Regions from separate parts of the Mus musculus genome. Here all the other regions are linked to region 6. The links are chromatin loops, found by intact Hi-C in ENCODE. Cell type or tissue: gastrocnemius. All regions are shown on one strand.

What was found. Hi-C counts contacts between places; a loop is a spot of excess contacts. Peaks named below come from ENCODE experiments on the same cell type or tissue, not always from the same donor. Only the 100,000 strongest peaks of a DNase experiment are listed, where the experiment ranks them.
Region 1: it touches region 6 in a loop (6-fold over the local background); 29 of 42 quality-filtered maps call a loop at or near these places.
Region 2: a loop joins it to region 6, with 2.5 times the contacts of the local background. A loop is called at or near these places in 6 of 42 quality-filtered maps.
Region 3: it touches region 6 in a loop (5-fold over the local background); 18 of 42 quality-filtered maps call a loop at or near these places.
Region 4: it touches region 6 in a loop (4-fold over the local background); 13 of 42 quality-filtered maps call a loop at or near these places.
Region 5: it touches region 6 in a loop (6-fold over the local background); 27 of 42 quality-filtered maps call a loop at or near these places.
Region 7: a loop joins it to region 6, with 2.4 times the contacts of the local background. A loop is called at or near these places in 5 of 42 quality-filtered maps.

Annotation. Positions count from the first base shown.
Region 1 is chr7:112,467,501-112,471,500 of GRCm38, forward strand. The region is part of intron 1 of Parva (parvin, alpha); the gene reads left to right. Among named protein-coding and RNA genes, the nearest start is that of Gm45998, 18 kb to the left of the region's middle. In gastrocnemius, a CTCF peak has its summit at 2,468 (motif pointing right); DNase peaks (open chromatin) are centred at 307, 480 and 2,477; H3K27ac peaks cover 2,806 bases.
Region 2 is chr7:112,770,576-112,774,575 of GRCm38, forward strand. All of the region lies in intron 2 of Tead1 (TEA domain family member 1), which reads left to right. Among named protein-coding and RNA genes, the nearest start is that of Tead1, 93 kb to the left of the region's middle. In gastrocnemius, no CTCF peak of the experiment used is centred here; no DNase peak of the experiment used is centred here; H3K27ac peaks cover 3,653 bases.
Region 3 is chr7:112,677,725-112,681,724 of GRCm38, forward strand. Tead1 (TEA domain family member 1) reads left to right here and starts at 1,632. Exons shown (of 13, transcript NM_009346.4): 1 at 1,632-2,002. In gastrocnemius, a CTCF peak has its summit at 1,144; DNase peaks (open chromatin) are centred at 868, 1,543, 2,157 and 3,330; H3K4me3 peaks cover 3,530 bases; H3K27ac peaks cover 3,434 bases.
Region 4 is chr7:112,375,314-112,379,313 of GRCm38, forward strand. It overlaps Micalcl (MICAL C-terminal like), which reads left to right. Exons shown (of 10, transcript NM_001381862.1): 1 at 1-56; 2 at 702-776. Among named protein-coding and RNA genes, the nearest start is that of Micalcl, 2.5 kb to the left of the region's middle. In gastrocnemius, a CTCF peak has its summit at 2,139 (motif pointing right); DNase peaks (open chromatin) are centred at 1,554 and 2,175; H3K27ac peaks cover 2,137 bases.
Region 5 is chr7:112,398,662-112,402,661 of GRCm38, forward strand. The region is part of intron 7 of Micalcl (MICAL C-terminal like); the gene reads left to right. The region is part of intron 1 of Gm51494 (a long non-coding RNA gene); the gene reads right to left. Among named protein-coding and RNA genes, the nearest start is that of Gm51494, 14 kb to the right of the region's middle. In gastrocnemius, a CTCF peak has its summit at 1,658 (motif pointing right); DNase peaks (open chromatin) are centred at 1,667 and 2,051.
Region 6 is chr7:112,863,776-112,867,775 of GRCm38, forward strand. All of the region lies in intron 9 of Tead1 (TEA domain family member 1), which reads left to right. Among named protein-coding and RNA genes, the nearest start is that of Rassf10, 88 kb to the right of the region's middle. In gastrocnemius, a CTCF peak has its summit at 2,173 (motif pointing left); a DNase peak (open chromatin) is centred at 2,154; H3K27ac peaks cover 2,756 bases.
Region 7 is chr7:112,782,635-112,786,634 of GRCm38, forward strand. All of the region lies in intron 2 of Tead1 (TEA domain family member 1), which reads left to right. Among named protein-coding and RNA genes, the nearest start is that of Tead1, 110 kb to the left of the region's middle. In gastrocnemius, a CTCF peak has its summit at 1,851 (motif pointing left); no DNase peak of the experiment used is centred here; H3K27ac peaks cover 2,917 bases.

The sequences.
Region 1 (4,000 bases), 400 kb before region 6:
GACCATGGAGACCAGGGGAAGCTACAAAATTCAGGGAGCGTGGTTGGATATGCAGTCCCAGGACCCTTAGTCAGTATGGTCCAGGGACTGTGGATCAGGGATTGGATGGCCCTCAGACTGATGTGGGATCTCCTTTGTTCTGCCTGGGATTCAAGATTTAGCTTCCAAGCCTCCTGTGTGAAACACCCTAGCTCTTTTCAGCTCTCAGGAAACTCCCTCTAAGCCTTTCCCCTCCCTTAGCCAGGGCCCCAGCCAGCTGCTTCGCCTCCTGTGCTGCGGTTGTTTTCCCTTGACTAGCTGTCAGGCCGGTCTGCAGAGGGCCAGCCCAGCCTGTTCCAGGCGTACATTTGGGGCTCAGCCGTGGATACATTTGATTGGTTGTGGCTGGATCCAAGGGGTCCTACACAAGGCCTCTTGCTTTCTCCTTTTAGGGAAGTTGGTTCTCTCTTGCTTGTTTCTCCTCCTCTCTCTGGACGCATCACCGGCAAATCTCAATAGGGCCCAGTGCCCGCAACCAGTCTGTGATTCACGCTGAGCCTGCCAGATTGCTCACTCCAAAACCCGTGTCCTTCCTTCCCTGGACACAGCCGAGGATCCTCCACCACCACAACCATCTTAGCTTCAAATGTGAAAATAAAACAGGGGGAAAAATCACCGTAGAACCATTTTTAGTGACTCATCACATGGAACCTTTGTGTAAAACCAAGAGGCTCAGATGGCAGAGAGCTCACCCAGTTAGTGTACCCAAAGCCCTGGGTGCCACCCCAGTACTGCATAAGCCTGAGCATCGTGGTGCAAGCCTGTGGTCCCAGCACTCGGGAGGCCCAGGCAATGGGAAGTGGAAGGGGCAGAATCGGAAGCTGAAGACTGGCTTGACAGAATGGTAAAAGTACTTACTTACTATGAAAGCCTGTGTCCTGAATTCTGTCCCCCAGAACCCATGGTAGGAGAAAACAGACTCCAGAAAGTTCTCCTCTGATCTCCACATGTGTGGGCACATGTGTAATAACATCCATGTCACGTCACTAGGGCTTACTGGTTGCCAATGTAGCCTGAAAACACAACTCTAGGCTCAATGAAAGACTGTCTCAAAGGTTTTTCTTTCTTTGTTCTTTTAAAAGATCCCTTCATTTCTTTTCCTTTAGATATTTAGGTGAACAGTAATAATTTTAAAATAGGCTTTAATTTGTTTTTTTTTTGGAGAAGACTTGAATTTATAGAGAATATATGGGGCTAATACAGGGTCCTCATGTATATCTCATACCCTTCCCCCTACTGTAGACTCACGCTGGTGGGAGACCTTGGTTACAGTGGGTGAGCCAGTACTGATGCACAGCTTTCACTAGAGGACACACCCACACTTTGTTTGGATTCTCTTAGCTCTTCTTACCTAAGAACCATCTTTCTCTGCTCCGGGACCACATTTCCTTAGGTGGGCCCAGATTCCTAATCTCCTTGTGGTAGGGATAGGTTTCAGGCTTTCCTTGGTTCTTATATTTTCTTTCTAAAATTTTTGCCTTTTTTTTTTTTTTTTTTTGGTGTGATGAACATTTTTGGCCTGCTTGTATATCTGTGCGTCTTATTCATATAGTGCTCACAGAGGCAAAAAACAAAACAAAACAAAACAAAACAAAAAAAGTACCTGATCTTCTAGGACTAGGGTTACAGATGGGTGTGAGCCACCATGTGGCTAGGAATCAAACCCAGGTCCTCTGGAAGAGCAACAAGTGCTCCTAACCACTGAGCCATCTGTCCAGCCCCTAGAGCTTATATTTCCAGGAAGTTGGGTGCTTCTGATCATCTCCTCATAGTCAGGCTGCGTTGAGTTGGTGGGTCATGGATGGCCTACGTAGCGTCTGTGAAGTTGGAATCAAATGATGTATGAAGCCTACAGCATGCTTAGAAAAGTCAGTGCTGACACAATGATACACAAGGCTTTCAAGAAAGAGCCTTCTCCGTTTATCCCTGCATGTGTCACTGGCCCATTGTCACTCTCCCTCCTGAGAGCTTCTAGCTTCCTGAGCACTAGACTCCCCCTCCATGGAATGCCTTTCATTCTCTCTACCTGGCTCCCTTCTGAAGTCTTGGGAAAGATGGCAAGGTCTGGTTGACTCTTCACCTCTGCCCTCCTTTTGTCTCCACTTTCCCTGAGGCAACTGGTGCAGTCCCCAGGGCTTGCTTAGGGGTGTGGGACTGATCATTCTGTTATATGCTGGAAAGCTCCCTGGGAGCTTGCTACTCTTCTTCTACCAACACAGCCTGGTACCCAGAAGACACCAGAGGATAAGAAATGGATGGGACATTAGAGAAAGGTGTCATTTTCCAGGGCAGCCTCAAGGAACATGCAGGGTGCCAGCGGGTATGGTAATACATATCAGTGATTCACCTTTGAGTGGATTTTTTAAGGGTATTTTCTCCTTGTCCTAGAGTGTATGGCTGGGGGGTGTGAATATAGTACTGGCCACCAGGGGGCTCCAGGAGGCAGTTTAGCAGCCAGCAGGGGACGAAGGCTGGGGTGGTTTCTGCAGCCACCAGACTCCTGAAAGAAAGTGTGTCAAAAGAGAAGTCTGTTTTGCCACCGATGTGCCAGGCTCTGTAGCAAGGACAGGATGTACCAGCCTGTTCTGCAAACATGTGTAGGCCCCAAATGTCCTTTACCCCAGAGGTCTACAAAGAGGACAAAAGCTACCGAGAGCCATGAAATGACGCTGGTAGAGATAAATGAACTTATATTATGTGTGCGACCAGACCTTGATGAGGGCTTCCTGATTTCCTTCCATTTCAGTGTTTAAAGGGCTCATCTTGGTTTAGAAATTCCTAAGATCGAGATCACCACTGAGAAGTTGGAACATCGGCTGTCCTGAGTTCTGGGAAGACAGGGAGAGGAGTAGCTGTGTTAATCTGTGTGGTGGAGGTGAGATTAGACGTGGATCTGTGGAGTTTTATTCTTCCTCTTTCGTTGTTGATATTGCTATGGTCATAACGACCGTGGCCTTGGTGGATTTGGTTTCTGCTCCATGTTTGTTCTCCTTTGGATAGAAGGAGAATTGAACGAGCAAAATCCTTGGCTGTTCAGAGGGGAAACCAAGCCAGGACCGTTAAGTGACATCTCCAGACCACAGTCAGATCCTGCCTGCCTTCCAGACCTGAATTCTTTGCACATCCCTGAAGGATCTAGTCAAGTTGCCTGTTGGAAGGCCTTCCCATGCCCCAGGGAAGCAGAGGGCTATCACAGCAGGAGGTTGTGACAGGTGAACCCTTCATTAATAACAATAATAAAAAGAACAATTCTATCTTCCCTTTCTGGGGCCATGAGCTTCCTAGCATGCGCAATAGACAAAAAGGACAAGGGATGTCTGTCTGCTAAAATTGAACACTGTGTCCAAAGCTTCTGTAGCTTACGGAAAGTGCAAGCTATGGTAGACTCGACCTTGTGTACGGTTAAGAGGAGGATTCTTCCTATAGGGATGGGCCTGCCTCCACCACTCCAGCATGAGGCTTGAGTTAGTGAATGCTCGCCCCATGCTTGGCTTCGATGTGGGGGTCTGAGCCCAGGTCCTCAGGAGTGTGTGCAGCCACCATGTACCCCACCCCTCAGCATCTTCCTCTTCAGGGTTTGACTTGGCGGCATGTGATTTCACCTGCACAGGATCCTGCAATCTCGCCCATCCGAAGCCTTTGGGACGGGTGTGGTTACGTGAACTGCCACCTAGGCTCTAGGACATTGGCTGCCGGTTCCACTGTTTTTTCAGGATGAGATTCTCAATGGAAAAGTCCAGCAACAAACTGGAAGGTTGTTTGCCCCAGATGAAAGTCATTAATCCCCCACCCAGGGGTCTCTCACAAACAGAAAGTTTATCATTGTAGCACACAGCAAGTCTGCAGAGGAGGAAGACCTAAAGAGAGTATTCAGAGCCTCCTGGGCCTTTTGCCCCACACAACAGTCTAAAGCTTCAGAAAGGCCCCGAATCAGGCGCATGCTCTACCCCTGGCCAGCCCC
Region 2 (4,000 bases), 93 kb before region 6:
AAGGGACTTTAGGGTCAGAAGACATGTTTCCTTTTTGTCTCATCCTAGACTATAAGCACTTGTGAGGTCTCCTTGGGCCAGTTGTCATCAGAAGACTGGAGGCAAGGAAGCCAGGGTATCCCTCCCTACTTCTTGGCAGTGTCTGGGGAGAATGCAGTTGTGTGTGAGAACATGTACACAGCAGAGCTGGTCTAGGCTCTATCAGGAGGCTGGGCTCTATTAAGGAGAGATCTGTCTGAGCTCTCCTGAGTGGAATGTGTAGAGAGCAGACTTTTATGGGCCTTTGTTCGTGTGATGGGAGGAACTGTTGGGCAGAGGGGAGAAGCCCCATAGCAGGCAGGAGGTTGAAGGACGAGGGTATGTGCTGTCAGTCATATAGCCCTTCTCTGCCAACCCCTTCTAAAGCCCCAGGTCCTTGCACAGCGATGGCTTGTATTTCACCCGAGAGTGTGTGGTCTAGTTTATCTTTTTGTGCCCCATTCCATTGATACAGAAACCTGTCAACAAGTGTAAATTACCATTTATACATAATCCTTGCAATGCTTTGTTGATTACTAAGTAAAGGTTCTGTCTTTGATATCATTCAAATGCATTGTGTGGGTGGGATCACAAAACAGTCTGGAGTCATTTACAACCACTCACGGTGGCTGCGGAGGAGAGTGGGGCTGCAGTGTGCCTTTCTATTATAGGATTTGGTATTAATGGGGTTTTTAAAAATAGTGAACATATGTTACTTTTGGAATTAGAGGAAAAGAGATAATTATATCAAGTTTATTTATTTCCTCCAAGTAAGAACCATCATTAAAGACAATTGTGAAGAACCGCACAGATAGAAAGGGTGCATGGTGCCTGGGTGCGCCATGGCAAGGTGTCCCCAGGGTCCCGGTTTGGGAAGACACAGCAGGGTCCTAGCATGGGAGGGTAGGATTAGTGAGCATCTCTTCTCTCACTTGGGGTGGCTGGGATGCTGAGCCTTGGGCACAGGGGCTCACAGGGTCTGTGCTGGAGTGGGGAAGACAGCAGTGCGTTCTTAGCGTGAGTGCAGAGTTAAACAGGTGCCCGACCACTTGCTCTGTCAGCCAGCCATATCCCTAGTTATGGCACAGTGCTGGTGTGGGTGGCTTGGGGAACACTCACATCTATTCTTCAGATGCTCAGGGGCTGTGTGCCGACACATTGAATTTGATCTCTGCCGAGCTAGGATTTTCTCCATCGTTCAGCCTGCACTTGAGAGTAGACCTGGTTTATTCTGGGGGTGTTTGGGGAAGTGTCTTGTTTTTTTTTTTTTTTTTTTAAAATGCCAGTGGCCTTTTCTGATGCCATGCTATTCTTTGTAACAGATTCCTGGCAAGTACCCTTCTACGTGCCCTACCTTTGGGCACAGTTGGTGCATTTAGTGTTTGAAAATGCTCCAGGGACTTTATGGTGTGTTGCAAAGTCTCACTTGACTCTAATCACTCATTAGATTACAGTTCATTGCAGATGGGTTTCATTGACCTGATGCCTCTGTGAAGAGTCTATCTTCCCTCCTCCTCTAAAACACTGCCATTTCAGGCAAGTAATAAAGTCAAATCTATACTTTGAAGCCCATCGGATGTTATTTCTTCAACTTCTCTCCCTGTCTCAGTGACACGTCTCTTTGGCCTTCTAGAACACACACTGAAAGGTATGGCCATGAAGCCTGGGCCTTTAGGTTTATTGAAAACAAACATTTGCTCATAGTGGGTGTATACCTTTAAGTGCACTCGTAGCACTTGTGGGACAGAGGCAGGTTGGTCTTTCAGTTCTAGGCTAGCCTTGTCTACCTAGTCTTAGGATAGTGAGAGCTATACACTGAGACCCTGTCTCAAAAGGAGGACAGAGGGGGGAGAGAAATGCATCTTTTCCTCCCCTCCCCCCAACCTTAGCTCCCCCCTTCCCTTCCCTTCTTTTCTCCCACTCCCTCTTTCCCCCTTCCTTCCTTCCTCCCTCCCCCCTTCCCCCTCCCTCCCTCCCTCCTTCCTTCCTTCCTATGAGTCATTACCTGAAAATCTTGTGCAGATCATTGTTCTTTTTGCAAGCATCACAGAAACCCTTAGACAACGTAAAGAAGAGAGTTTTCTGGAGGATGTGTTCATTGATGAGCCCAGTGCCGGGTAACATTTATTCTGTTTATAGGTTGAGTTTTGCCTGTGACTTGCTCTTGCCTGCCCTTTTTATCACCTGAGCTGCTCACTGCAGCGTTGAGATAGCTCTGGCGGCTGTCCCCAGATGAATGGTTCTATTCCAGGCACGGGTGCTTCCATGACAGCTTTATAACCACTTTCCTGAATAAGGTCGGGGGCATGGTGATGTCCTGATAAGAACTTGCATACCTCTAAAGCAGATGTTGTGGAAAAGGTATGGGGAGGCGGCATGCCTGGGGTTAAGTATCAGAGTGTGTGTTTATTCAGCTTGCACATTCCTCACTAGAATGTGTGCTTGAGTTTTGTCTTACGGTAACACACAACTTACAGTGGAGATGGATGCTGACTGTGAAAGATGCTGTCAGGTGACTTAGGCTACCAGGGTTGTAAACTGGGTATGTGGGCAGCATTCTCAGTGGCTGGATGCCCTGTGACAGTACTCATGGGCGTTTCTAGCCGCAGAGGCTTCTCGGGTGGCTTGGACACTGGCATAGTGATGAACCTTTGGAAAGGTGTTTTACTCTGGCCTGGAGAGATGGTGCTTCCGAGGCAGAGGCAAGCAGACATGAGTTTGAGGTCAGCCTTGAAGAAAAAAGTGAAAGAAATGTATGCCACTGAGTCCTGGCCTGAACGGGAGCAGCTGTTGTGACAAGGAATCATAGCCGTGGTAATAATAACAATAGTATTAATTATTATTATCACGCCTGCAGTATGCCAGGTGCTATTCTAACACCTAACATTTAAGCCTCTGGCTTTTTACAAATGGTTGCCGCCATCATTTCATAATGCATACAACATGCAACTTACTTCTTAGGAGAGCTCACTGTTTTTTTTTTTTGTTTTGTTTTCTGAGAAGGGATTGAGGGCATGGTGGTATCCAGATGAGTACATTAGTATCTGAAGTAGTTACTGCCTTACACATTAGCCCGGTCCAGAAGAGTCTAACAACTTGCTTATGATTATATAGCTGGTTATCGTTCCTGCCAAGTCACAAGGCGCAGTTTGGGTCCAGAGCCAGTGTTCTGATCTCTTTGCTGTCCCAGGAGTCTAGTGTTGACACACTGCTACCTGCTCTGGTAGTTTGGCTCTGTGTAACAGCGTAAGAGGGAGGGTGAATTTCTCTAGATGTAGGGACACCCTAGATCCTGCTCTCTGCTTGCTCAACTCCTACTGGACTTTCAAGGCCTTATAAAAATAAATACCTCATCTAGGGCTTGAGGTGGCTGCTTGTGCAGAGGACCTGGGTTTCCAGCACCCACATGTTAGCTCATAACTGCCCGTGGCTCTCGTTCCTGGGCGATCTGACTCTTGGCATCTACAACACCAGGTGTACACATACACACATGCAGTACTCCCAGGTACTCATAAAATAAAAATAAATCTATTAAGAATGATACTGGGGAGAAGGAAGGAAGGAACGAACTAGGTCTCTGAAGTCTCATAGACAAGGCTAGGTTTCTAGGTCCTTTCTAAGACATTAACCATCTGTCAAAGAGCTTGGCAGACTTGACTTTCTTAAATTGTGCTAGGAACTGTTCACTTTGTGTGTGTGTGTGTGTGTGTGTGTCTATCTGTCTGTCTGTGGGCGCTCCCCCCCCCCCCCATCCATGAGGACTCTCCAAGGGCAGCTGCCTCAGCATAGCAGTGGCTTCACTGTAGACTTGGAAAACACGCTGGACTGGGTGGAAGGTGTTAGTAGAGAGTTCACTATGCATCCTGAGAGGGTCCCCTTTATTACAGTTTCACCTTTAAAAAAAATCACATTTAAGGGTATCCTGATGAAATTATAAGGGTGGTTCAGGAGGTTTCTTCTGGTGACAGGAAACTTGAGGTGG
Region 3 (4,000 bases), 190 kb before region 6:
TCTGAAGGGTAACTGGCCTGTCATGGGCAAGATAAATACTGGTTTAGAAATGTACCCACTGGTAGGCTCGCCCTGCTACCAGACATAAAAATCTCTTATTTATTTATGTTTACAAATGTTTTACCTGCACGTGTACACCATGTTTGTGCCTGGTGCTCCTGGAACTGGAGTTACAGACTGTTGAAAGCGACCATGTGGGGAACCTGACAGGAGCCTGGTCCTCTGCAGAGCAGCAAGTGCTTTTAACTGCTTCTGGCGTTTTCTGCCCTCTGTCTTATTCGCTGGTGTTAATGGAAGGCTATCTGGAAAAGAGACATACACCTGCCAGAGTTTTAAAGGGAAAAATCGTCGTGTATTTTCTAATACTCTGCTCGGGTGTGTGAAGTTCTTACTGTCAACCTGTCACATTACTGCATAGTAACTGGAAATAATACACATTTGTACCTGATTGCGGTGGACATCTACACAGGTGAGAAATTATAGAATGTATAGAATTAAAAAAATACACAGTGATGTGTACAAGTTGATCTGGAAAATCTGCTCGAAAATTAATACCCTGGCTGGGATATAATTTTGGTTGACAGGCGTGGGGAAGAGCTGAGTGAAGCGAACAAAGAATGTCTCTGTATTACTTTTTACAACGGCATGGGAGTCTTCAATTCTCTTGACGTATAATTTTAAAAATGCATTAGAGAAAGATATTTCTGCCTTTAAAACGCACTGGTAATCGTTGTTTCCGATCAAACGCGCTCAGTGAGTCCCATTGGCTTTCCTGAGTTATGCACACTCCAGGAATCCTCGGGCACAAAACAGGCGCCATTAGTTTGTTCTGAAGCCAGAGCTGAAAGAAGGAAGTCCCGGTGCGGGAAGGGCCGGCTCCTTTCTGGGAAACTACGGACTGCTACCGGCCCAAACTGCCAGCATGTCTGTCCCAGCCTCCGTTAACTTTACCGGAGTTTCTCAAGTACTGAGGCGCCGTCCACTCCAAAAAGAGTTCAAACCTTTTATGATTGATTCTCACTTTCTCCATAAAGGGACGGCACAAAGCTGCTTTTTGCAGCCAGGCAAGACTTTATTTATTTTATTTAACCGGGTGCAGGATTTCTGTAGACTCAACTCGCAGCACGAGTGAGCTTCACTTCTAGAAAGACAGGGCAGGAGGCGGGCGAGGACTCCGTGACGCTCCAACCCGGAGTTCGCAAAGCCCAGAATTTGCGCGAGCACCCCGAACTTGGGTAAAGCGAAACGGCTAGAGGAGGAGTGGCGGGCTGGGGAAGCCGCCCACTCCGGCCTCAGTTTCCTGAAGAGCAACCTCCCTTCCAGCCTGGGAGCGTCGTTGCCTGTGCAAACCAGGAGGGGGTAAACTGAGGCACAGCAGGCGGAGGGCGCACACCCGGCATTCCTAGTATCCGGCCGCCCCGCCTCGGACCGCACAAAGCCCTGAGCCCCCGCCATCGCGCGCGGCTCGCTCCCCCGTGGGCGCCAAGTCCCGCCCCACGCGTCCCGCCCCACACCATGACGTCACCGCGGCGGCAGGCCCCGCCCCATCCAGGACCCGGCGGCATGACGTCACCGAGGCCCCACCCCTCCGGAGCGAGTTCGGTCCTGGCGTTCATTTCATTCCTGTCCTCATTCCGCACATTCTTCGCATCGCTCGCGCCGCGCCGCGCCGCCCGAGCCGAGCCGAGCCTCCGCGGCCCCGCCGCCCGCCGCGGGCGCCCCCCAGCACTTCGCACACTCGCTTCCAGCTCGCGGGGAGTCCGCGCGCCGGGGCCCGGGCCCGGGGCGGCCGCGGCGGGGCGCAGGCCATGCGCTGACCCCCCAGCGCGCAGCGTCGCCGGAGCGCGGGCAGCTGCCCCGGCGCGCCCTGCCCGTCCCGGGAGCCGGCGAGGCCGGGTTGGGGCTGCCCGGCGCGGGAGTACCGCAGGGAGTACCGGCTGGAGTAACGCGGGGGCGGCGGCCCAGCGCCCCGAAGTTTGCCGCGCCCGCTCGGGCTGCCGTGGTAAGTTGCGCGCGGGGCGGACTCGGGGGCGCGGGCTGTCTAGGCGTCACCGCGATCGGCGCTTTGTGTGCGGCTCCAAGAGGGGAGCGGCCCCGCCGCCCTGCAAGTTGGGCCGCAACCCTGCGCGGCAACAGGCGGCCCCGCTCGCCTTTCTGCGCGCCCCTCTCTCCAGCGTCCCTCTCCCGCGCACCTCGCTCCTTGCCTGGGAAGCGCCGAGTTTGGCGCGATCGCGGGTGGGAGAGCGTTCGGCGCGCAGCTTAGAGCCTGCAGCCCGGTGACTCCCCCGGCGCCCGGCCCCTTCGGGGTCCGCGCCGATCCGGGCTCCTCCTCCCGGGAGATGAAAGAGGGCTCTCTCGCTCTTGCCGCCTCTCCAGAGCTGCCGCCGCCGCCGCCGCCGCTCCAGTGCACATTCAAGTGGAAAATTTTCAGGAGTCAGCAGAAACATTGTGTCCAAAAAAGACTGAGTCGCACTTACCACCAAACCCGGGAGTAGACTCTCCCTGGAAAACTTCCCCTCGGTAGGAAATACTGGGGGATTTGTTTGTTTATTGGAGGAGATACGATCCCCAGGAGGACCCCAAAAAAAATCTGGGGACACTTTTAGCCTTTGTTCGCGAAAGCACCACTTGTTTTCAAAGTCTAGAGGCCCGTTTGAAAGAAAGTTCAACTTCTAGGAGTTTCCTTTTTCTTTTTTAATGCATTTTTTAAAATAATCAAAGCTACATTTTAAGAAGTGGGGCTCACACTTCACTTATCTTCTTCCCGTGAAAATAAAAGCCAGACTAATTTTCCTCGGTCTTAATCGTCTTCCTTTTTAAAGATTTATTTTAAGTTGAATGGTGTCACCCGTATAAAAATATTTATGAAACAATGAAATACCAGCCACCAGCGTTTCTCAGGAGGCTTGTTAAGTTCTTAGAAGCTGTCTGTGATTTACAGAAATGCAAATTGATCTCAGCGCTGGAAACTTACAGACAGATATTCCAGGAATCGGTAGTGTAGAAAGGCCGGGGTTTTAAAATAGCGCCATTTGAAAGGAGCCGAGGTCCTTGGAACAAAAAGGTCTGTAAATACGATCATATTTCAAAATAGTGAATGGAAAATATTTCAATTCCTACAGATAATGCCAAGTAACAGAATCGCAGTCTCCTTTACGCCCTGTGGCCTGGATTCGTTGTTAGTTTAGGTGGTCTGGTGGCTTAGAGTGTGCCGAGTGCCTGCAGGTGGTTCCCCGGGTGGACAGATCCTTCCCGTTAGGGAGACTCGATCTACCCGGAGCCAAGGGGTAGCTTGTCTGTGCAAGCCTGAGCTCTTGGGTGGGGGCTAATCTGCCTTGAGACTGAGGCTGGGAATAGTCCTCAGGCTGTACAGACTGTGCCAGGGGCTTCCGCCTTTCAGCGGAGTCTGCGCTTTTCTGTGAATAGCAGGATCTTTGGGCCCAAGCGCATCTGAATGCTTATAAGGGCCAGACTTAGATCCAACTTTGGTAAGAATCTTTCCTCTTTAGAAGGAAACAGTAGACCCAGTTACAGCACGACTCCGGAAAGACAAATGCGTTTAGCTGAACCTTTGTCAACAGCAAGGTTTTAAATTGATGATTTTAAGGAGGAAAGGCGTATTTTTCTAATCTCAGTATTTCCATAAATGGTCATAAGATATTTTTGTGTACTATTTCTTTGAATGTGTAACTCTGTGTCGGACTCTTAGGTTTCAGGTTTTCAACAGAGTTTGCAATTGCTTTATTTGTTGTTTGTATAAAAAATGAGCTGATAAGCTGTCTCCATTACTGAGTCTTGTTCATGTCCTTAGTAAGCCATTTTATTTTCTGTTTAATGGCAAGTATTGTTTAAATTGAAGATTTAGGGAAATATTAGAATACTTTTTATTTTTTAAAAACAAGTTTGAAACAAAGCCAGAGAGACACTTTGCCTTTATAAAAGAGTTTAAAAAAAAAAAAAAGGGCGGGCGGAGAGAAGAAGGGGAAAAAGAATCATTGTG
Region 4 (4,000 bases), 490 kb before region 6:
AGGGGAAGCACACAGGGCCCTGCAAAAGTGCTTCCGCAGGAACCCAACTTCCAGGAGTCAGTTCTCACTTTCTACTTTATTGGGGCAGGGTCTCTCCTGATGTTTCTATTCTCCCATCTCACTGTAGGACTACCGCCATTACAGACACATGCCTCTACAGCCAGGTTACTTTTTGAGATTGGAATCTAATTACAACATTTCTCCTTTTCTTTCCCTCCCTCCAGACTCTCCTAGACAGTTCTCCCTCCTCTACTTGAAATCATGGCCTTTTTCCTTAATTGCTATTGCATGCATATATGTATTTGTATCATACAGATATATTTCTAAAAATAACCTGTCTTGTTTATATAGTGTTACTAGTATGTGTCTCCAGGCCTGACCAGTTAGCACTGGGCAACTCATTAATGTGCCCTTTCCTGGGGAAGGCTTTCCTTCCTGCTCCCAGCATTTCATCTGGGTTGCAGGGAATCAAACCATCTCCCCAGCCTCCTATATAATTATTTTATGGACGTGTGTATGAATGAGTGAGTGAGTAAATGAATGAATGAATTAATGAATAATGGGAGGGGGGTCAGAGAAGTACACTATGATAAGAAGTGTCTCCGCCCATCCTAAGCATCTTCCTGCTAACTTTTGGTGAGTAAGCCATGGGAGACAAATTCCTCCCCTACACAGCTAATGGTCTCTTACTCCCTCCTCAGCTCTGCAGCGGGCCCATAGCCTCCAGTCTCCAACTCCAAGCAAATACCAGAACTGGAGAAGAAGATTCCAGTCCAGTGAGTCATGGGCAGGGGGAGGGGTGGGGGAGGGCAGTCTCGCTCATTCCTTACATGGTATCTTCTCTGGCCTAGCCTGGAATCCAAGGGCAAGGAAAACTGTTAGCTTGACTTGATTTCCACTGCTGGCTGTAATCATTGCCGAGGGATTTGGGAACTCTCCATTCCTCTCCCTCTACTCGGAAATCCCAGCACCTTAAGATTCTGTAGTTTCACAGAGCTGTAGCAGCTATGAGCTCCAAGTTTGAAATGAGAAAGGGAAACTGAGAGACGGGTGCTTGGTTCTGTCCCAGAAACTGGACTAGATCCCAACCCCACCCCACCTCTGCTTTTGGTTCTATGCCATTGTGACCAAGGCAAGAAGATAGCAGCTTGCACTAGAATATAAGTGTGTGTGTGTGTGTGTGTGTGTGTGTGTGTGTGTGTGAGAGAGAGAGAGAGAGAGAGAGAGAGAGAGAGAGAGTTTATTTCTTCTCCAGATCTTGGCCCCGGGTGAGTTTCAGAGCTCCCACAAGAGGAACAGTGTCTACAGTGACCATGCACACACAGTCACACAGCAAACAGAATTCCTCCAGGACCCTTGAGTGAGAAGCTGAGGGTCCACCCTGCTCTGACCCCATCACCCTCTTCTGCCTCCCCTAGTCTGCATGTTCTCTCTCCCACCTCCATCTGCCCAGGCTGACCCAACACGGCCTTGGGCTTCTGCTCTTCCTCCTTCCGAGTCAGCTTGATTCCTGGCCAATGAGTCACTTCCCACCAACCCCCAGACTCACCACTTCTCCTGTGTCTACCTGGGCCAAGGGCCACCTTTGGAGCCAGACCAGGCCTGCATACCTGGGAACAAGCTAAGATGACACCTGAATCATCTGAGCTCCTTCAGGTGTCAAACCTGAGAGGACAGAGAGAACTAAGGTTTCCAGGAGTCTCCCCACAACAAGCGCTAGGATCCCTCTCAGGCCAGTCCTCCTGGGTGCTAAAGCCATCCCAACAGTTGAGTACCACCAGTGTCAGGGCGCTCAGTCAGTCCTCAGCAAGCTCCCAGCATGAGGTGAGATAGGAGCTTGGCAAACATCAGGGACAGGGGTTCTAAAAAAAAAACAAGACAGACTTCTACTACTCAGAGGTGGACTTCGGGGACAGACCTGGAGACTTTAGCATTCCATTACTAATGGATACAGGGTGTGAGTCTTAAGCAACAGTCATGCTAGGTGCAGACAGGGCTTGAACCTGTTATTTCTGTGACCTAGCAAGGTCTAGTTCAAAGGAGTTCTTGTTTATGTGTAAAAGGGGGGAAAGAGAGAGAGGAAAAAAGGAAGGAAGTTTAAAAACTGGTTGGATTAGGGCCCAATGAAACAGTATATGGGTTCAGACTTGCAGGATGCTGCCCCTAGAGGGCGCTCCAAGACTTTGAGACGACAGAGTCCTTCCTACTAGGAAGCAGTAGTACTCGGAATCCCAGTCATCATGTCAACCCCGAAAGTCAAGAACCCCTATGCCCCAGAACAAGGCTTATAGGATATAGGGCATAGGCATCCTTTCCAATTGAGCTGGCTTAGAGTGAACTGAACGTCACCATCAGGGGGAAAGGCCGCCGCTGTCAAACAAAAACAAGAGAAAGTCGCACAAGGAATTGCCCCAGCGAGCACAAAGACTATAATCCTGTCCAGGGCCTACTTTTCAACCCCTTTGGCACAAAAGGACCTGCTAGCCAGGAGCACTCAGTCCCTTTGCCCTACAGAGGACAAAGCAGCCTGGCTGGGCCATCTCAGAGCTCCACAGCAAGAATGGGAGAAGAGGATGGAGGTAGATAAAGAATGAGCTCCTAAGCCAAGAGTTAGAGCAACCCTGGCTGGGCCGGGTGTCCCACGGCCTCTGAGGCAGACCAGGGGTCTATCTATTTGCCAGATAGTTTGTGTGCAAGGGGAAGGAAATGGATGCGAATCATGCTAAGCTAGCTTGTGTCTGCATGGCGGGCGGTACTTTTGGATAAGGACACTGGAGGTGAGTAACTTGCTCCCGTGAATAAATTGGGGTCCTGGGGGTCCCTTTCCCATCTTTTAGAGGAGCTTGAAATCATGATCAGTCTCATGGAAGAGGTTTCCCATCTCTCAGCTCCTCCCTGGCCTTTCTTTCCCCTCTGGAGTCCTGCCTGGCCCTTGGGCAATGCCTTGGCCCAAGGACAAAGTCAAGGGGAGAGACCAGGCCCCATTTCTCAAGCCTTCCACAACCTCTGACTTTAAGATAATGGATAAGGACGTTGTGACCAGAGATCTCACAGCAAGGATGGATCCTGGGATGACAGGAAGGAGAGGGGAGCGGCTTCTGCATCATGATCTTATAGATCCCAAGACCTCTCTGTCTAGCTTGTGTCTAGCCCAAGGTGTCCCTGACTCTGTGTCACAAGGTCCTCTGTGACTCCTCAGAGGAACAAAGGGACAGTCTGTGGAGCTGAGGAGACTTTGGAGGCTACTTAAGGAGCCTGATTCAGGCAGGGAGAGAAGATTGAGGGGGCGAGAAAGAGAGGGAGACGGAATTTGGCAGGAATTTAGTAACTGGGGGCAGGAAGCAAGACAACGACTCACTCACAAGTTTTGCCTTTTTAGGCTAGAACCATTATGTTGCAGGCTGGGATGGGGTGTGGGTAATGGGCTGGAGGCCAGCGCCTCCCCTGCATCAGTTCCTGGCAGCTGATGGCCTTTCTCCCAGGGTTTCCCTCTAACCCACCTCCACAGCAGCCATGTTCCCCGGTTATCTTTCCCCTCAGAAACAGCCTGGGGCAAGGGTGGGGTACCCTATGGGAGCTCATGGACCACGTGTACAGCAGCCATCTTTTGAGAGCCTACACCTGGTATGCACTGCCTAACATGCTAATCTTTATATAAAGAGAGCAAAAATCATACTGAAAGTCCACCAAGGGCTCTCTGTCCCTGAAAGATGTTTGAAACTCTTTTTGGGTGGAGGTAACTTAGACTTAGCTTTTCTTCAGATGTGCGTCCCCAGAGATGCCTGACCCTGTGTCATTAAGTTCCTCACATTTTCTCAGAGCAACAGAAGCATAGTTTGAGTACATGATCAGGTACCTATCACCTAGAGCTTTGAGGAAAACGGAAGCCTGGGAATTGTGTTGAGCTAAGAAATGAGCTAGAACCTGTTGGTTGGACATACTGAAGAGACATCTAAATGGGCCACTGAGCCGGTTGAAGCAGGGAGTTGGGGTACTGGGT
Region 5 (4,000 bases), 470 kb before region 6:
GGGTGGACATAGTCCTTGGAAAATCACTCACTCAACCTCGTAGATCCCTCACCAGAAAAGTGAGCTAACCTTCACTGTGCCAGGTCATTTTGAGAATTCAAGTGCCAGCCCATACATGAAGATGGTCAACAAACGCTACTAATATTCTACAGAACATTCTTGTCCACACAAGACACTTTAAAGGAAATACCCATTCACAGCCAGAAACTTTAAATTATAAACAGTAGATATTTGAAGCTTGTTCTGAGTATCTCCTCCAGTCTCCAAAGGGAAGCTATGTGGAGCCATACCTACAGAAAGGAGGCCAGCTTTCAGTGTTGTCAAAGGCGAATCTGACCAGCCAAAAGATGGATTCTGTTTGTTCCCTTTCTATCCCCAGTAAACTAACTACCCTGTTAGGTTTATAGGTAATTTCTCACCAATGTCCTTGTGAAGGTGACAGATGGAAACCAACAAGGGTCTAGAGATAAATACATACATACATACATACAAACATACATACATACTTACATACATACATACATAAAAGTCAGGTCACAGAGGCCAGCCCCAGAGGAAACCAAGAGGAAACTTTATTAACCAGGCCATCAAAACGAAGACTTGCTAACATACAGTTGGTAATAGGCATATCCCTCTGTGGTTCGATAGTCTATATAGTCCCTTGAAGAGATTGCCTTGCTGCTCAGCGAATGACCAATACTTTATTGGGTTAAGTTGTATTTGAGCTGGCCTCTGCTGCTCCCATTCAAGTGATTTAATGAGAATTATTTAATAGGTATTATTAGGATAATTAGACAATGATCACAGTTAGGCAATAATATTGAATGATCAAGGTTGTGAATAACCAAATTTAGAGGCAGGCCTGCAAACAAGGAGTGGGCTGCGACAGTTAGGCGAGGCCCCTCTATAATGACTGGGGATAGCCTGAAAGGGTCTTTTGTGCCTGGGAGTTATTCATCAGGCCCATTGAATTAGAGGACTGTGCAGGGGAGCAGGGTGGGGGGTGCAGGCCAAGGACCCTGACGTCTGAGCGAAATGAGCTCACCATTGTCATGACAACAATTTTGGCTTTCTTTTAATTTTTTTTGTTCCCCAACAGTCAGAAATGAGTTGCTCCCACCCCAACCCCAGCATAGGGTCCTCCTGCCCCAATTTTTTCAGGAAAAGGAAACAAAGTGAAGCAGAGAGCTAACCATCCACCCAGATGACAAATCAGGACACACTGGATGTCTATGCGTGTGGCAGGTATCTTGGCCCAGGCAACACAGAACTCCTGTGGTTCCCTGTGTCTAAATCACACACACACATACTCAGTGACCTGGATGCCCTGAGTCCCACCTGTGGACAGTCAGACCTGACTTTGTCACCTATTTGGAACTGTTTGGGTTGAGACACTAGACAGTGTTAAATGCTGGAATCACACAGTATGCCCCTGCAAAAGACTACCATGCGGATCTAGGTAGTCTGGTGAAGTCTCATCCTTCTTTCCACATCTGCAGACAGGCGAAATCAAATGCAAAAGAAGAGGGGCCTCAAAGGATGAAAGGTTTATTCCCGGGGAAGCCGGGTGAGCAAGGTCCATCTCCCACAGCCTCCACTTCAGCCAGCAGTTTCTCCTTCACAAGGCTAGCAAAGACAATGTAGATGCTGGAGGCTGCCAGCAGAGGGCAGCAGCACACACATTATGAATGATTTAATGGCTCTCCCAGCCAGGAAGAGAGAAACAATTTGTCTGCTACTCTGTGGTTTTCATCTTTGTTGCCGAGGAACCCAAGAAATGCCAGTTTCCTGCCTTATGTGCCAGTGTGGGATTCTGGACGGAGCACAGAGATGAGTCAGGAGTCCCCGAATGCAACTTGACGTCATCAGCATTCTGCAGTTTCTAATCTCTCAAATTTTCCCATCTGTAAAATGGGACTAATAAATCAACCTGCCTTCTAGAGATGGTAGAGATAGATGAAAGAGGAAATGATAATGGCGGAGCAGGGAAGAGAAGATGAGGCCCAGAGTTCAATCCCCACATTCGCATAAAACCCTTGATGTGGCAGCCCAATCCTGATGCTGAGGAAGTAGAGGCAAGAGGACCCTGGGGCTGGCTAACCAGACAGTTCAGTCATATTAGTGAGCCCCAAGTCCCAGTACACACATACACACACACACACACACACACACACACACACACACACCTTTAAGTGAAGCACTTGATTAATGGGCCTATCACATCTTAGAACTTCACAAGGATGGATTCTTCTCTTTTGTTTTGAGTTTCTCTCCATCCTTATAAAACCCAGCCAGGTGGCTGGTCTTCTCTTAGCTCGAGTCCATCTGTTTATCCATTCATTCACGTACATTTATAACTAACTCTCTCCTCCAGATGAGTTTAAGCTGATTTCTACATGCATATAGGCCACAGATTTCACATGTTTGACCATATATGGATCTTGAAGGAAGTCATGCTTAGTGGCTCAAGCCTGAAATCCTCTCAGGAGGCTGAGGCAAGAGGATGAGAAGTTCAAGGCCAGCCTTGAACTAAACCTGTCTCACAAAGAAGGAAAGGAAAGAGAAGGAAAGCGGGAAAAGAGGAGGAATAACTTCATGTAGATTCTGAAATTTCATGTTACATTGATGTACTTATAATTTCATGTGTGTTCGTGACTCACATGCCATGGCCTGTCATGGCACACAGAGGGCAACTTGTAGAAGTTTGTTCTCTCCTTCTACCATATGGCTTCTTAGGATCAAATCAGGTTATCAAGCTTGGAGCAAGTGACATCTCACCAGCTGGCCTGTTTGGTGGTTGTTGTTGTTTTAGAGATGTGTGTGTGTGTGTGTGTGTGTGTGTGTGTGTGTGTGTGTGTGCATAGGTACCTATGGAGGCCAAAAGCGAGAATTAGATTTGCTGGGGCTGAAGTCCTAGGCAGTTGTGAGTTGCCGGTCACCAAACAGCAAGTGCTCTTACCTACCGAGCCGACCCTCCTGTCCCCAGAGTAGATTCTTATTGTCACTCCCAGCACAATAGCAACTGACTGAAACAGATCGACAAGCAGACAAAGCCTGTGGTGTGGAGGACTGCCTGTTGACAGTTCGCCATCATTTGGGAATGGGGTCTGGGGAGCAGATGCCCTTTAGATAATCTCTGTTAGTCTCTGAATGGAAAAGCATCGAGTCCAAGGTTACACTCCTTGCCAGCTGTCCCGTGTGGTCGATTTCTGAGGAAGCAGCTCAAGGGAGGAATGAGATCTCCGCAATTGTCCAGTACAGGTGGACCATAGGGTTGGAGCCAAAGGTAATGTTAACCCTGTATTCAAATAGAATATTGTCAGAAAAGAACTGGGCCCTTACAGAGCCTTTCCAGGAGTCGCTCAAATCCAAAATTACTGAAGCAAGCAAATATTTTGGCCTGATTTTTCCCAAATCCATCGAAGGCATTGCTGAAGTCCAATGCTTCCAATGAACAGAACTTGTGCTTCTTTATACCACGAACAGCAGGAGCAGCATCATGGTGGCACAAGAGGCCCCAGGTCCCAGGGTATGACACAGTGGGTTTCAATAACATAGCAAAGCTAGTGCCATAGCTAGGAAGCCAGGATAAAGAGCACAGCAGCCTTTATACCAAGCAGTAAATGAGTGGGTTGTACAGTCCGCTCAGTGTGGGGTTCTGAGCTGCACACAATTCTCTTGTAGAGTCACAGGAGAGGCCCAGGCATAAGATGTTTAAACCTTGTGCTTTGCACACTTAGAAAAGACACACACATGCATATGCTCACACTGCACAGAAGACAGCCTCATTCACAGATATCAGTAGCCATGTGTTACATGTCCCCTCTGTCACAGCTTCAGTGGTTATCCTAAAGACACAGGTGTATCCGGTTTAAGGCCCATGGACTGCAGGAGCCCAAGGACAGCTAGAAATGCAGCCCAGCACAAATCATAAACGTACGCTATGAGGGTGTTTGTTTGTTTGTTTGTTGGGTCTCTCACATGTGTAGTTATCTGGTGT
Region 6 (4,000 bases):
TGAACGCTAGACATGTAGCTTAGTTGGAGAAGGCTTATTGAGTATGTACATGCCAAGCCCTGGGTTCCACCCACGACACCTCAGCACTGAGACAGTATAGTTTCAGACAATGAAAATACTTTCTAATGTATCTTGATGTTTCTGACTTGGGGCATGATGTTTAGTAATTTCGGATTTCACCAACTAAAACCATAATTTTGTGTTCCCTAGTCTCTCCTTCCTTCACACAGCCATTTTTCAGTTAAATGTATATAGGGGCAGTTGGTAGAGTGCTTGCCTAGCATGCTTGGAGCCTTGGGTTTGCTTGCCAGCATCATGTAGCCTAAGCATGATGGTGTGTGCCAGCATTTGGGAGCTAGAGACAGGAGGACCAGGAGTTTACTGCCATTCCGTGGATCCATAAGCCACCCTGAGTTGAGTGAGTAGAGGCTGAAAATTGTGTATCTTTCATTTTAATGGAAACATGAGGGTCCAAAGTATGCTCTGTGTACTGGAGGAGAAAAGTGGTAGTTGACTCATTGAAGTGAAAGGGAATTATCCAAGTTATGTAAAGCATCCACCAGCATCTGAAGCACACCGGTCCTTGCAGTGACCTCACTGGGCAAACGCTCTGTGCTGGCCCCGATAGGCCCGAGTGCTGCTTCAGAATTAAGATCAGGCTGAAAAATTCGAAACACGTGGATGATTTCTTCGGTTCTTGAGACTTTGTGTGACTTCCGTGGCATTCATTACATTGCACTTTGATGCTAAGATAGACACATTGAGGTCATTTAAAATTCTCCATTGGTATATTTCAGAAACTTTTGGAAATAGTTAAAATTTAACATGAAACCATTAGACACATTCATTTGCTAAGGAGCCCAGCAAAGTGGCCAGTTTCAAGGACCACAACTAAATTAAATGTTGCAGTTGGAATCTCTAGGTCTTTACCCCATGTCAACTGCAGGGGTATTTCTTCTGCTTCTCTCCAGCAATGTTGGCTCATTTCAATCACACGTGATAATGCACTCTTATCTTAAAGCCAGGAGTTGGCTCTGAGCTTAAGAATATTTTCTTGCAGCCGGGCGTGGTGGCACATGCCTTTAATCCCAGCACTTGAGAGGCAGAGACAGGCGGATTTCTGAGTTCGAGGCCAGCCTGGTCTACAAAGTGAGTTCCAGGACAGCCAGGGCTACATGGAGAAACCCTGTCTCGAAAAACAACAACAACAACAAAAAAAGAATATTTTCTTGCTGGGCAGTGGTGGCGCATGCCTTTAATCTCAGCACTTGGGAGGCAGAGGCAGGCAGATTTCTGAATTCGAGGCCAGCCTGGTCTACAGAGTGAGTTCCAGGACAGCCTAGGCTACACAGAGAAACCCTGTCTCAAAAAACAAAAGAAAAAAATATTTTCTGCTCTTGCAGAGGACTGATTGATGTTCAGTTCACAGCCACCCTATCAGGCAGCTCACCATGGGTCTGTAGGCACCTGTGCTCATGTATACAACCCTACACAGAGACAGATACACGTGCATATACATAATTGAAATAAAATAGATCTTAAAGAATATTCTCAGTAGAACTTCTGTTCTCACTAGAGAGAAAAAAAAAAAGAAACAAAGCAGCCAGGCACAGTGATGGTGAATTGGTGTACTCTGTAGCTCCACACTGAAATAGGTCACTTCCTGGATAAGAGGCTTGAAGGGGATTCTGTCTCATAGGCAGCTTTGAACCCTGGTCTTCTGTACCATGATTGCTTAGTTGCCTAAGAGCTTGGGACCTAGCCTGCCTCCCTGGTACAGGGCTGCACAGTCAGTGCCAGCCTTGTTTGAAACCCTGCTGGCTCACCACACAACACTGTTGTCATCCCTGAGGACTTCTCAATTTTGTCACTATCATATGGACAGTGCTAGTTTCATTAGCAATTATGACCAGTGCCTCTTAAAACTTTCCTATGTGCCAACTTTCCTATGTGTTAACTTATTTAATCCTTATGAAGTAGTTTGTCTAATGTTAGACTGCCAGCTGATACTCAAAATGGGATTCATATCCAGATCAGATGACTCTGAGTCCTGATACTGTGACCAAAAGGCTGTCTGGTCCATTTATGTCTGAGGAGTTGCCTGTGATCATGGCCCAAGGCTGTGAGGTTCTAATGGAAGAATAATGGGTGGGTGCACGCCCCCTGCTGGCGCTGGGGTCCATGTACAACAGATGGCAGCACTTCCTCAAGTTGGTGGTTGTTTGTGTTGGTAGAAAACCAGCAAGGCAGTCCCTCTGTTACCTTTGGCTCCACTAGAGACTGAGAGAAAAACAGCAGAGGGTGAAGAAAGAAGGAAGAACCTAAAAAAACAAAGACTGTTTTAGAAATGATTGAGACTGCTTGAAATTACACTTTCTACATGGTTTCAGTGTTGTGCATCAAGGGGCTTAAAGAAGTACAAGCTCAAGCCGGGCGTGGTGGTGCACACCTTTAATCCCAGCACTTTGGAGGCAGAGGCAGGCGGATTTCTGAGTTCAAGGCCAGCCTGGTCTACAAAGTGAGTTCCAGGACAGCCAGGGCTATACAGAGAAACCCTGCCTCCAAAAACCAAACAAACAAACAAAACAAAAGAAGTGCAAACTCCCACAGGTGCTGGCTTTTTTAAAGGGCCAGTCCTGGAATCAGGACCTGTGTCTGGAGGGAGTGTTTGGCAGTTGCTTCCGTGTATATACAAAATCTCATAGTCGGACGCTGTGCGTGGTGTCCTGTGTATGCCTGTTAAATCCTGGGTAGTTAGTTCCTCAGTCCCTGCCCCGTCTCAGTCCTGGGACAAGGAAGGTCCCTTAGTTGAGCGTTGCCCCTCTATTCACCCCCAGCATAACCCCTCCCTGTCAGTTTTCCTCCGTGCCAGGCTCCATGTTTCCTGTCCACTGTGGTCTAAGTGCCAGAATGACCAGGCGCTGAGAGCAGGGTTGCTCAGATGACAGCCGTATTAGAGAAGGGGACACTGGTGAGGAGATGACACATGGTCCAGCTCTCTGATGTGTCACTGGAGCACCCCTGAGCAGGGTAGGTGCCCTGAGTTTGCCTTTGTGTGCCTGCACGGTACACCAGCCTTCCTTAGCCACACCATCAGCACTGTGCTAGGCATTGTGCCCTGAAAATGTGAGCCCTCCAGGAGAAAGGCTGAGTGACCCCAGTTTGCAGCTGAGCGCTCTGTGAAGCCAGAGAAACAAAGAATGTCCTTACCTGAACTCTTCCTCCTCGATTTAATGACGTCTGTATTGCATACAAAGATAGGATTCCTTGACTTATCAGCAGTGTGAGCCTGTTTCCCGGCTTTGATGTAGGGTCTCTGAGTAGCTATCTTAATTACAATTTGGTGCTGTCTTTAGGCAGATTGAGTGATGCCAAAATGTGTTTTGAACTGGTCTTAAAATGCTATCACAGGAAATAGGACCAGATGGTAGGTAGTGAGGACAAAACCTTGAGGATTAGCCTGCAAGAGGGAGCAGGTACCTGGAACGGGTGAGCACGCTGATGGAATGCAGAAGCGTATCAAGGAGGAGAGGAAGCTCCTAACGCAGTTTCCTGTCGGCCTCAAACTAAACAAGACACTGGCATTGCTGTTAGGACCCAGCCTTGGAGACCTTGAAGCAGTTCACACATGGATGGAAGAATGGGCTGTTTAAAAAGCCAATGGCTTGAGGCATTTCAGGGAAAATCCAAGGAGTAAGTTACTAATATCTAGGGAGGTCTCTAAGTGGACAGTGCCCTCCCACATAGCTCCTTTCAGTGAGAGGATGGACCATTCACAGATCCGCCTGTGGGGGACAGGGGGTGCGATGGGGGTTGGGGGGAGAATTGCTGCAGGGTGCCCAGGCTAGGGATCCTGCAGAGCCGGCATTCTGATCCTCGTTTCTCGGTGGCTAGAGTCTGGAGCTGGGGATCCTGGGCTCGTGTGAGTCATTTGTCCTTGCCTAAGGGATCCCAAATCCTCTCAGGAGACTTCGGCCTCTGACCCAGCTCTTACTGATGT
Region 7 (4,000 bases), 81 kb before region 6:
TTGTTCTTGAACTTGCTCTGTAGACCAGGCTGGGCTGGATCCCCCTGCCTCTGTCTCCTGAGTGCTGAAATTAAAGGCCTACACCACTACTCACAGCTCAAGAGTGTAACTTACATACCTACATATCATTGAAAAATCTCTGAAACTACTGAAAAATTGTTTATAAGTATGTATCAAGAAATGCAAACAGGGAATGCATATAGATTCATATATGCTTTACTAGTTACTTATTTTTTTATTGTGATTAAAATGATTTTCCCTTCCATAAGTAGCTATTATGAATGTTCTAGAGGGCTGGAGAGATGGCTTAGCGGTTCAGAGCACTGACTGCTCTTCCAGAGGTCCTGAGTTCAATTCCCAGCAACCACATGGTGGCTCACAACCACCTGTAATTGGATCTGATGTCCTCTTCTGGTGTGTCTGAAAATGACAGTGTACTCACATGCATAAAATAAATAAATATTTTTTAAATGAATGTTCTGGAATAATAATGTTGGTAATTTTCTTAATACCAATTCCTAAATGTAATTAAAAGGTGGGTTATCTTCTTTAAGAGCCTTCATAATTCGCTGTATTACCAGTGTCTACCCCATTACAGAAGTAACTCACTTTCTCAGGTTATGATCAGTGCTGGGTCTTTAAATTGTAAAGTCTCTGATAGCTAGAAAATACCTAATAGTTAATTTGATCTGCATTTTCAGATATATCCAGACATATGCTTGTTTTTCCTCTCTTGTTCTCTCTGTCTCCCCCCACACACATTTTAAAACTCCTGCTGTAGGGGCTGGAGAGATGGCTCACTGGTTAAGAACACACACTGGCTGCTCTCCCAGAGGTCCTGAGTTCAATTCCCAGCAACCACATGGTGGCTCACAACAATCTATAATGGGATTTGATGCCCTCTTCTTGTGTCTAAAGACAGCGACAGTGTACATAAAATAAAAATAAATCTAAAAGAACAAAACCAAGAAACCTCCTGCTGTAGAGTGATTGACTGTTCTCCTTCTCTCCCCCCTCCCCCTCCCGATCCCCTTCCCCCTCTTCCTCTTCCTCCTCTTCTTCATCCTCTTTCTCCAATTTTATTTATTTTATGTATATGAGTACACTGTAGCTGTTTTCAGACACACCAAAAAAGGGTGTCAGATCTCATTACAGATGGTTGTGAGTCTCCATGTGGTTGCTGGGAATGAAACTTAGGACCTCTGGGAGCACAGTCAGTGCTCTTAATGGCTAAGCCATCTCTCCAGCCCCTAAGCTGTCTTCTTTAAAGGCGAGAATTTGATCGCCGTTTTCCTCATCAGATGCAAGGCATTGGTCCACACATAGTAGGATCTCAGGTTTCAGGTCAAAGACTTGCATGAAAGGAATTGGAACCAGTGAGCTTGTTTATTGAAACAAGCACACAGAAAGACCTGGTGTGTTGAAGGCAGGGTGCTGTGTGTGATCACTGGAGGCAAACATCTTGCATTTGCAATTGAGCCTGGCTCAAAAGCAGCCCTGGTTCCCATTTGTCCTTCAAATTTGAGACCTGCATGCCTGGTCTCCATAAAAGGAGCGTGAGTTTCTCTGGTGGCCATGATTGATGTCCCCCAGCAACCCATCGCTCTTAGGAGAGGGGTAGGGATGCAAGTTTTAAGACATCCCTGAGAAATATGTGTGCCTGTCCTCCTTTCACAGATTCCAGTCAGTGCAGTTAAAAGTCATTTTAAGGCTGGAAACCTGGCTCAGCAGCTAAGAGCACCTTCTGCTCTTTCACACAGAGGACCTGAGATTGGTTCTTGGTACCCAGGCTAGGTAGCTCACTACTACTTATAACTCCAGCACCAAGTAGATCTGATGCCCTCTTCTGGCCTCTGTAGGTACTACATTTACATGCGCAAACCCACATACAGACGTACATTAAAAAAGTTTGTAAAAGGCACTTTTTAAACATGTATTGGCCCTCAATATTTATTCAGACGACTATGAGTTAATTGTCATCAATATAATGCCCAACACTAGGCCTTTTATTCTCACTAATCTTTGTATTTCTCTCTTCCCTCTCATTTTGCATAGTCTATCCCAGGCTGGCCAGGAACTCTGTCTTCCTGCCTCTGATCCTCCGAGTGCTAGGACTGTAGTATGCTCACCCACACTTAACTTCAAGTTTTCTCTCCCTCATCAGATTTTGTGTGTATCTGTCTGTGTTTGTGTGTCTGTGTGTTAAATTACAAAAACCAACCACCCAAGGCATGTGTCACTTTAATTTACGGTTACTGTTTCAGATACTATATTCCTTAGTTGAACAACAGGCACGTTGCACTTTGAACCATAGGAACTCCCAGCCCCTTGCTCCGACAGCTGCGTGTGACACAAGTCTCTGTCTTCAGGTTAGTTGTCAAGTTGGATAAAAACGATGGTCCCTTCCACCTGGAATCTCATGTGTAGTAGATACGCTAGACAGCAGATGTAGGTGAGAATTTTTTTTTTGTTTGTTTGTTTTGAAAGGGGAAACTAAGCAGATGATGCAATGATTTTGTTCCTATTATTATTATTATTATTATTATTATTAGACCTAATTTGATTTTTTAAAAAAATCTTTTCCTAGGGTTTTCTTGAACTGTGTGACCTGGGAAGCCCCAGGAGAGTCACCCATGGTGGTCATCGATAGGGAAGCTCTTCAGGTTGAGAGCTGGTTTTGGTTTTCAGAGGAGATAGATGGTCAGTGGGTGATTTGTGGCTGGAGTGTAGGGGATCATTTTTCTCCCTCCTGAGCCAGGCATCTCTGCCCAGAAAGGTCTGCAGTCATCCGTGTCGATGTGAGGAGTCAGAGCCTGCCTTTCCAGCTAGGGTCACTGCTCTCTCTGTTTGTGATCTCAGACTTCAGTTATTTCAGCGTAGATTCTTCACATGTGTAGCGATGGCATCTCCATGGGCACTTTGGACAGACGGGCAGATGAACAAGCTTTTGAACGGGAACAGTTCTCATACCAGCAGAGGTGGGTGGTGGGAGACAGCCAAGCCAAGGAATTAGGTGTCAGAGGGAGTGGAGAATAACAGAGCCTAATATATTGCCTGTTCTCCAGCTTTCCTGCCTTTCCCCCATACTGGTCCCTCTTGTATTTGCAGGTTGGGATACAAGTTTCAGGGTGGATGTGCATGGTGGTACCAAAAGTAAGAGTGCCCCAACAACCCTGGTTTTCTCCTCTAGGAAAACTTGGTCTCCACCTCTGAGCACGTGCTCTTCTTAGGAAGTGAGTCTCACTAAGTCTTAAGTAGCTCAGGTCAGTAGGCAGTCTAGGCTGGCTTTAAACTCTTTTGGTTTTTCAAGACAGGGTTTCTCTTTGTAGCCCTGGCTGTCCTGGAACTCACTTTGTAGACCAGGCTGGCCTCGAACTCAGAAATCCACCTGCCTCCGCCTCCTGAGTGCTGGGATTAAAGGCATGTGCCACCACGCCCGGCTGGCTTTAAACTCTTAATCCTCCTGCTTCAGCCTCCCAGGTTACGGGTATGCACAACCGTGCCTGACTTTTCCCAGTTACTTGTTCTCTTGGGGGGTGGGGGCGGGGAGAGCGCCCCCCACAGCGCTTGTTCTCTCGGGGGGTGGGGGCGGGGAGAGCGCCCACCACAGCGCGTGGGTGGAGGGTGGCTTGTGGGAGTCAGTTCTCTCTCCGGCTTTGGGAGATTGAGATCAGTTGTCAGGCTTGACAAGAGCCTTCACCACTGAGCTATCTTACCAGCTCCTTTTCATCGAGTTTTAAGGGTCCTATGTCAGGACACTGACGCTGGCCTTTGAATCTCTTGTGAGTTGGGGTCGGGTTTTTGTGTTCCCTGCATTAGCGTACCATGTCTGCCACAACTTTCATGGCTGGTAAGTTCTGTTGAATGTGTGGATGGATGGATGGATGGATGGATGGATGGGGACAGTCTGGAAGGAGTGGAGGAAACAGATTGAAATGAGATGAGGTGAGATGCCCCTGGGCACTGGCTGATGAAATTTAACCCAGGTAGGGAGGGGCTT